2 separate regions of the Homo sapiens genome follow, and region 1 is linked to region 2. Evidence: chromatin contacts called from ENCODE Hi-C or POLR2A ChIA-PET data. All regions are on one chromosome and are shown on one strand. Each heading gives the region's core, a stretch centred on a gene start or an enhancer-like site at or near the end of the contact. The rest is flanking DNA. Distances are from core to core; before and after follow the strand shown. Region 1 has its middle 16 kb from the start of EPB41L1. Region 2 holds the start of ROMO1 (reactive oxygen species modulator 1).

What was found. A loop is a pair of places that touch in the nucleus more often than their neighbours do. ChIA-PET counts read pairs that join two places held with the same protein, here RNA polymerase II (POLR2A). Pooled maps may share reads with other maps.
Region 1: a pooled map shows a loop between it and region 2 (3-fold over the local background). The contact joins the enhancer-like site here to the promoter of ROMO1 in region 2. A Hi-C loop is called at or near these places in 1 of 168 maps with a recorded cell type or tissue (psoas muscle) and 2 of 50 pooled maps. POLR2A ChIA-PET finds 5 or more read pairs at or near these places in 3 of 52 experiments (Caco-2, H1 and MCF 10A).

Annotation. Positions count from the first base shown.
Region 1 is chr20:36,137,229-36,140,162 of GRCh38, forward strand. It overlaps a transcript of EPB41L1 not described here. Among named protein-coding and RNA genes, the nearest start is that of EPB41L1, 16 kb to the right of the region's middle. RefSeq lists an enhancer at 1,648-1,697. Within about 2 kb of position 1,568, at least 5 of the 41 ENCODE cell types and tissues checked have a DNase peak (open chromatin) inside an H3K27ac peak, as active enhancers do.
Region 2 is chr20:35,697,952-35,700,796 of GRCh38, forward strand. It overlaps ROMO1 (reactive oxygen species modulator 1), which reads left to right and starts at 1,454. Exons shown (of 3, transcript NM_080748.3): 1 at 1,454-1,505; 2 at 1,682-1,812. The coding sequence starts at 1,682. NFS1 (NFS1 cysteine desulfurase) reads right to left here and starts at 1,401. Exons shown (of 13, transcript NM_021100.5): 1 at 1,241-1,401; 2 at 530-639. The coding sequence starts at 1,337. RefSeq lists enhancers at 968-1,627, 1,628-2,287, 1,859-2,078 and a silencer at 1,179-1,368.

The DNA of each region.
Region 1 (2,934 bases), core at 318-2,817, 440 kb after region 2:
ATCACACCTGGCTAATTTTTTATTTTTTGTAGAGACAGGGTTTCATCATGTTGCCCAGGCTGGTCTCAAACTCCTGACCTCAAGTAATCCGTATGCCTCAGCCTCCCAAAGTGCTGGGACTATAGGCATGAGCCACTGCGCTGGGGCAGCTAATTAAAAAAAATTTTTTTTGGATACAGATTGGGTCTCACTATGTTGCCCAGGCTGGTCTCAAACTCCTGGGTTCAAGTTATCCTCCTGCCTCAGCCTCCCATAGTGCTGAGATTATAGGCATGAGTCACCGCACCCAGCCTGAATACTTTTTTTATGTTTTGAGACTGAGTTCCGCTTTTGTTGCCCAGGCTGGAGTGCAATGGCGCGATCTTGGCTCACGGCAATCTCCGCCTCCTGGGTTCAAGCGATTCTTCTGCCTCAGCCTCCTGAGTAGCTGGGATTACAGGCATGCACCACCGTGCCCGTCTGATTTTGTATTTTTAGTAAAGATGAGTTTTCTCCATCTTGGCCAGGCTGGTCACAAACTCCTGACCTCAGGTGATCTGCCCGCCTCGGCCTCCCAAAGTGCTGGGATTGCAGGCATGAGCCACCATGCCCAGCCAAATTTTTTAATATGAAAAAAGTGAAACTATATCCATTAAACAATAACTCCCATTTCCTCCTCCCCCAACCTGTGGCAGCTGCCATTCTCCTTTCTGTAACTGCAAATTGGACTAGATACCTCAGATAAGTGGAATCATACAGTGTTTGTCTTTTTGTGACTGGCTTTTGTTACTTAGTATAATGTCCTCAAGTTCACCCATGTTGTCATATGTATCAGAATTCCCTTCCTTTCTAAAGCTGAATAATATTCCATTGTATATATGTACAACATTTTGTTTATCCACTCATCTGTCGATGGACACTTGTTGCTTCCACCTCTTGGCTATGTGAATAATGCTGCTATGGCCTTGGCTGTACAGAGATCTCTTTGACACCTTGCTTTCAATTATTTTGGATATAGCCTCAGAAGTGGAATTGCTGGGTTGTATGGTTAGCACTTTTTTTTTTTTTTTTTTTGAGACAAGAGTCTCGCTCTGTCAGCCAGGCTGGAGTGCAGTGGCACGATCTCAGGCTCACTGCAGCCTCTGCCTCCCAGGTTCAAGCAGTTCTCCTGCCTCAGCCTCCCGAGTAGCTGGGATTACAGCTTCTCCACCCCGCCCGCTAATTTTTGCATTTTTAGTAGAGACAGGGTTTCACCATGTTGGCCAGGCTGGTCTCGACTCCCAGCCTCAGGTGATCTGCCCGCCTCAGCCTCCCAAAGTGCTGGGATCACAGGCATGAGCCACCACATCCAGCCAGCACATTTTTTAAAGCCACTATTTATTGCATGCTTAATATGTGCCAGGAACTGGGTTAATGATTTGACATATATTGCCTCACTCAATCCCTGCGTCCACTCTGAGTAGTAGGAAGAATTATCCCCAGTTTGTAGCTGAGAAAATAAAGACTCAGAGAGGTTAAGTTATTTGCTCAAAGTCTCACAGCTAGGAAGCTTTGGAACATGCACTGGAGCTTTGACCTGCCGCCAAAGCCTTGCTTTTAACTATTGTGACATGCTGCCTCCCAGTGGCCTCTCTCTCCACCTGTCTATAGAATTTTCTGCCTCTGTTGTGTCCCATTTTTTTTTTCTCTCTTGCCTTGTGTGTGTTCACTCTCTCTGGAAACTTTGAACAACTTAAGTAAAGGCCCTTTGACTGCCAAGAAGTTTTGTGAGTTGGAAACTTAGAGCGGGAGGCCTGTAATTTGCTTTCTAATCATGGTCCTCTGGATTTATAGCTGCCTGTCTCCCAGTGACTGACAGGCTCTTATTCAGCCTCTTGTGGTGATTGCCTTGTGGATCCACAGAAAGCCGGCCCAAGAGGGCCAGCTTCCTGGGTACAGGGACGCTGTACCCCCAGAGAGGCAGTGTGGGAAGGGAGACGGCCCGGCTAGGCCAACGAGGATTCTCTTGGCTCACTGATTTCCTAGCAACAACAGAGGCAGAAAATTTTACAGAAAGGTGGGAAAAGAAAGGCTATGAAGTAGATTCCAGTACAATTGCCTTTTTCTGATTTTCAAAACTATCAGAGCAAAAATATTCCTAAATTTGTTTCGAGTTTTATAAGTTCAAGCCAGACTTACGGTTTGCATGATAGTCAGTTATCTTTCTGTCATCCTTTAAAAAAAATTTTTTTGTTATGCAAAATTTCAAACATACATAAAAATAAAGAGTATAGTGTAATGCACTTCTGTGAACCCATTGCCTAGGTTTAGCAATGATTAATACATAGAGTCACAGCTTGTCTATCCAATAACACAGAAGTTTAAATTTTTCCTCATTCACAGCACTAGCTCAGCGCTTCAGACCTAGTTGTTGCTCAGTAAATAAATAGATGCTGACTGATTACAAAGCCCTTCCCCTCTCTGGGTCTCAGTTTCCCCATCTGTGCAGTAAAGGGATAGGATTAAGTGCTTTCTTCTTATTATTATTTATTTATTTTTTTTAAGACGGAGTTTCACTCTTGTTGCCCAGGCTGGAGTGCAATGGTACGATCTGGGCTCACCGCAACCTCTGCCTCCTGGGTTCAAGCGATTCTCTTGCCTCAACCTCCTGAGTAGCTGAGATTACAGGCATGTGCCACCATGCCTGGCTAATTTTGTATTTTTAGTAGAGATGGAGTTTCTCCATGTTGGTCAGCTGGTCTCGAACTCCCGACCTCAGGTGATCCGCCCACCTTGGCCTCCCAAAGTGCTGGGATTGCAGGCATGAGCCACCGTGCCCGGCCTAGGTGGTTTTTTTTTGTTGTTGTTGTTTGTTTGTTTGTTTTTGAGACAGAGTCTCGCTCTGTCACCCAGGCTGGAGTGCAGAAGCGCAATCTCTGCTCACTGCAACCTCTGCTTCCCAGATTCAAGTGATTC
Region 2 (2,845 bases), core at 204-2,703:
ACTACCCACCAAATATCAACCTAATACACTCCCACTCACAACCCATCCCAACTCGGATTGTTCTGCCTCCCCTCAGGTAGTCTACAAACACTGCCTTGTTCCGACATCTGTTTCTGCTGGTGTTTCCATTCCTGCCAGGTAATGTGATCTATAAGGGGCTGGGACAGGACAGGGCCTAGGCAAACACCCCTGGTCACACATTGGTGAAAACTTGCATTAGTCTTTTAACCCGTTTAATACTTGTCCAAGTTCACACAGTTACTAAGTGGCCGTTCTGCTCATTCCAGAGCCCATGCTTTTAACTAATACTATAGAGCCTGCGCTGAAGTGATCTGACCAAGGTCAATTGCTAGTGAGTAGTAAAGCCAATGCCAGTGGCCTCGAATTTAAGCCTCCCGACTCCTCGCTCAGTGCTTTTTCCAGCACACCTTCACGGCTCTCACTTCTCCAGGGATTCAGCCATTTCTTTGCGTGATCACGCCCATCATTTACTTCCTATAAGCAGCCTTGGGAAAAGCTTCATCCTTACCAGAGGAGTTGTAGCTTGCACATCCATATAGAGAGGTCGCAGCACTGGCCCCACCTCCGGGGCAGCGGCTGTATCTGCGGGAACCGCAGACTGAGGAGCACGGTCTCCAACTGATAAAAAATGGAACGGAGTAGCCAAGTAAGACCGAAGGCAACTATGAACGCATGGCATCCAAAGGGCAGAAGGAAAAATCTGGCTGGAGGTGAGATAAGTGTAAGGGATGCTAGGGTCGAATCTCAATGGAAAGAAAACAACACCAGATACCTGACACGCTGTAAAAGGAGGTAAGGGAGAGGGAGAGAGGGTTCCTGGAGGGGGTGTTGAGTTGATATTCAAATGGTATCGTAGGAAGGAAGGCTCTAAAGGGCAAAGACGTTTAGAAGGAACGTGGAGCCAGAGTAGGTGCAGTCCCTTCTGACCGAAGGTAACGGTCTGCACGGGAGCCCGGAGCAGCATCTGTAACTTGGCCAGGAGCGGTCTGAAGGACGCGCCTCCACGGCTCTGGGGGCCTGTCGCGCAGGGTGCGAGGGGTGGTGCGCCGGGGTCAACCGTTCGGGGACCCGCCTAAGAAAGTTTGAGGGATGTGTCATTTGAGAGAAGGGTCAGAGGGTCTGGGCAGCAGGGTGGACAGGAAGGCTCCGGAATATTCAGTTGCGTCGCCGCGCGGAGGGGACAGGTCCGCGCCTCCCGGAGAGCGGGACCCGAGCGTACCGCGCAGGCGCAGCCCCCGAGTGGGCGCCGCGGGCTTCGGCCCTGGAGCCGCTGTCACCGCCACTGCCGCCCGCCTCCAAGCGGCTCGGAGCAGCATGGTCCCGCTGGCAGAGCCCACCTTCCGAAGCCGCTGCAGTCCTGGGCCCCAGGCTCCCGGAAGTGCTGCCCGGCGCTCCGGAAGCGATTCATCGGGCCGCGAGCGCCCTCCCCGTCGTTTTCCGTGAGAGACGTAGAGCTGAGCGACCCAGCCCGCGAGCGAGGTGAGGTAGGCGCCGGGCGACGCGGGGCCGGAACGCGAAGAGGGTGGTGGAGTCGGGCTACCCACTGATTTTCCTTCCCTTACTTCCCCTGAGCCCTTGGGCCCACTTCCCAGCCTACCGCTTCCGTCCCCGCCCGACTCTTGGGCCAGCGCCTGGGCCCACACTTTCCTATCCCCCGCAGATGCCGGTGGCCGTGGGTCCCTACGGACAGTCCCAGCCAAGCTGCTTCGACCGTGTCAAAATGGGCTTCGTGATGGGTTGCGCCGTGGGCATGGCGGCCGGGGCGCTCTTCGGCACCTTTTCCTGTCTCAGGTGAGGGGCGCGGGCGGTGATCTCTGGGCAGGACAACCAGACCTTCCGGCCCTGCCCCATTCGGCCTGGAGCCTGAACACAGCCTCCTTCTTTCGACTTCCCTCTCTGTCCCCTCGCGAGCCAGACTCATTCCAAACCACCTTCAATCTGTAAAGTCAGGTTGGAAGCGTCAGTGCTTAAGAATTTGAGCTTTAGAGTCAAAATGCTTTCTGGCCCTTTTCTTACTGGTTCGGTGACTTTAGGCAAGTTGGAGACTGGGTTTCCTTAAGTGTAGAATGAAGACAGTAGCATCTAACTTATAGAGTTGTAAAAATTCGATCAGCACACTTTGCACAGCATCTGGCACATATTAAGTGCTCAGTAACTAGTTACTACTGTTGCTTTTATTTTTTTTTCCAATTGCGCATAAGGAAAGAAACTCGTTCAGCGGTTTTACTATTCTGGATACAGGATACAGAGATAAAGCAGTTAAACTTTACACTCTAAAGGTCATTTTCACATTTAGAGGCTGTTATTGCCATATCCCTAGATTGTAAATTATCATTTACAGAGCACTTACTCTATGTTAAGCACTGTGCTAAATACTGTAGTTTTCAAAATCCTGTAAATAATGTTGAGATGCCCATTTTACACTTGACACTATGTGTAAATTGTAGAGCTGACTCTTGAACCCCCACCTTACTCCAAAATCATTAACACCAAGAAACTAAAAGACAGATGTCTTTATTGGGTCTTAAACTGCAGGCAACACCAGTCAAAAAAGCTGGTTTCTCTATGTATTTTACACTGCATCTGCTGCCTCCCACAAACTGAAGGCAGTTAATACGACATCCACCAGAAAAATACCCTGGAGACCCAGATGGATCTTTTTCCTTCTCATTACCCACCCCAGGTAGTAAGATATAATATCCAGTAAGTGGAAAATCAGATGTAGGGGTTGCTAGACTAGTGTTAGCAAAAAATTGGAAAGGAGCAGTTAATACTCTTTCTGATATTTTTGTTACCAAATAGCTCCATCTTGGTTTCCTCCTCA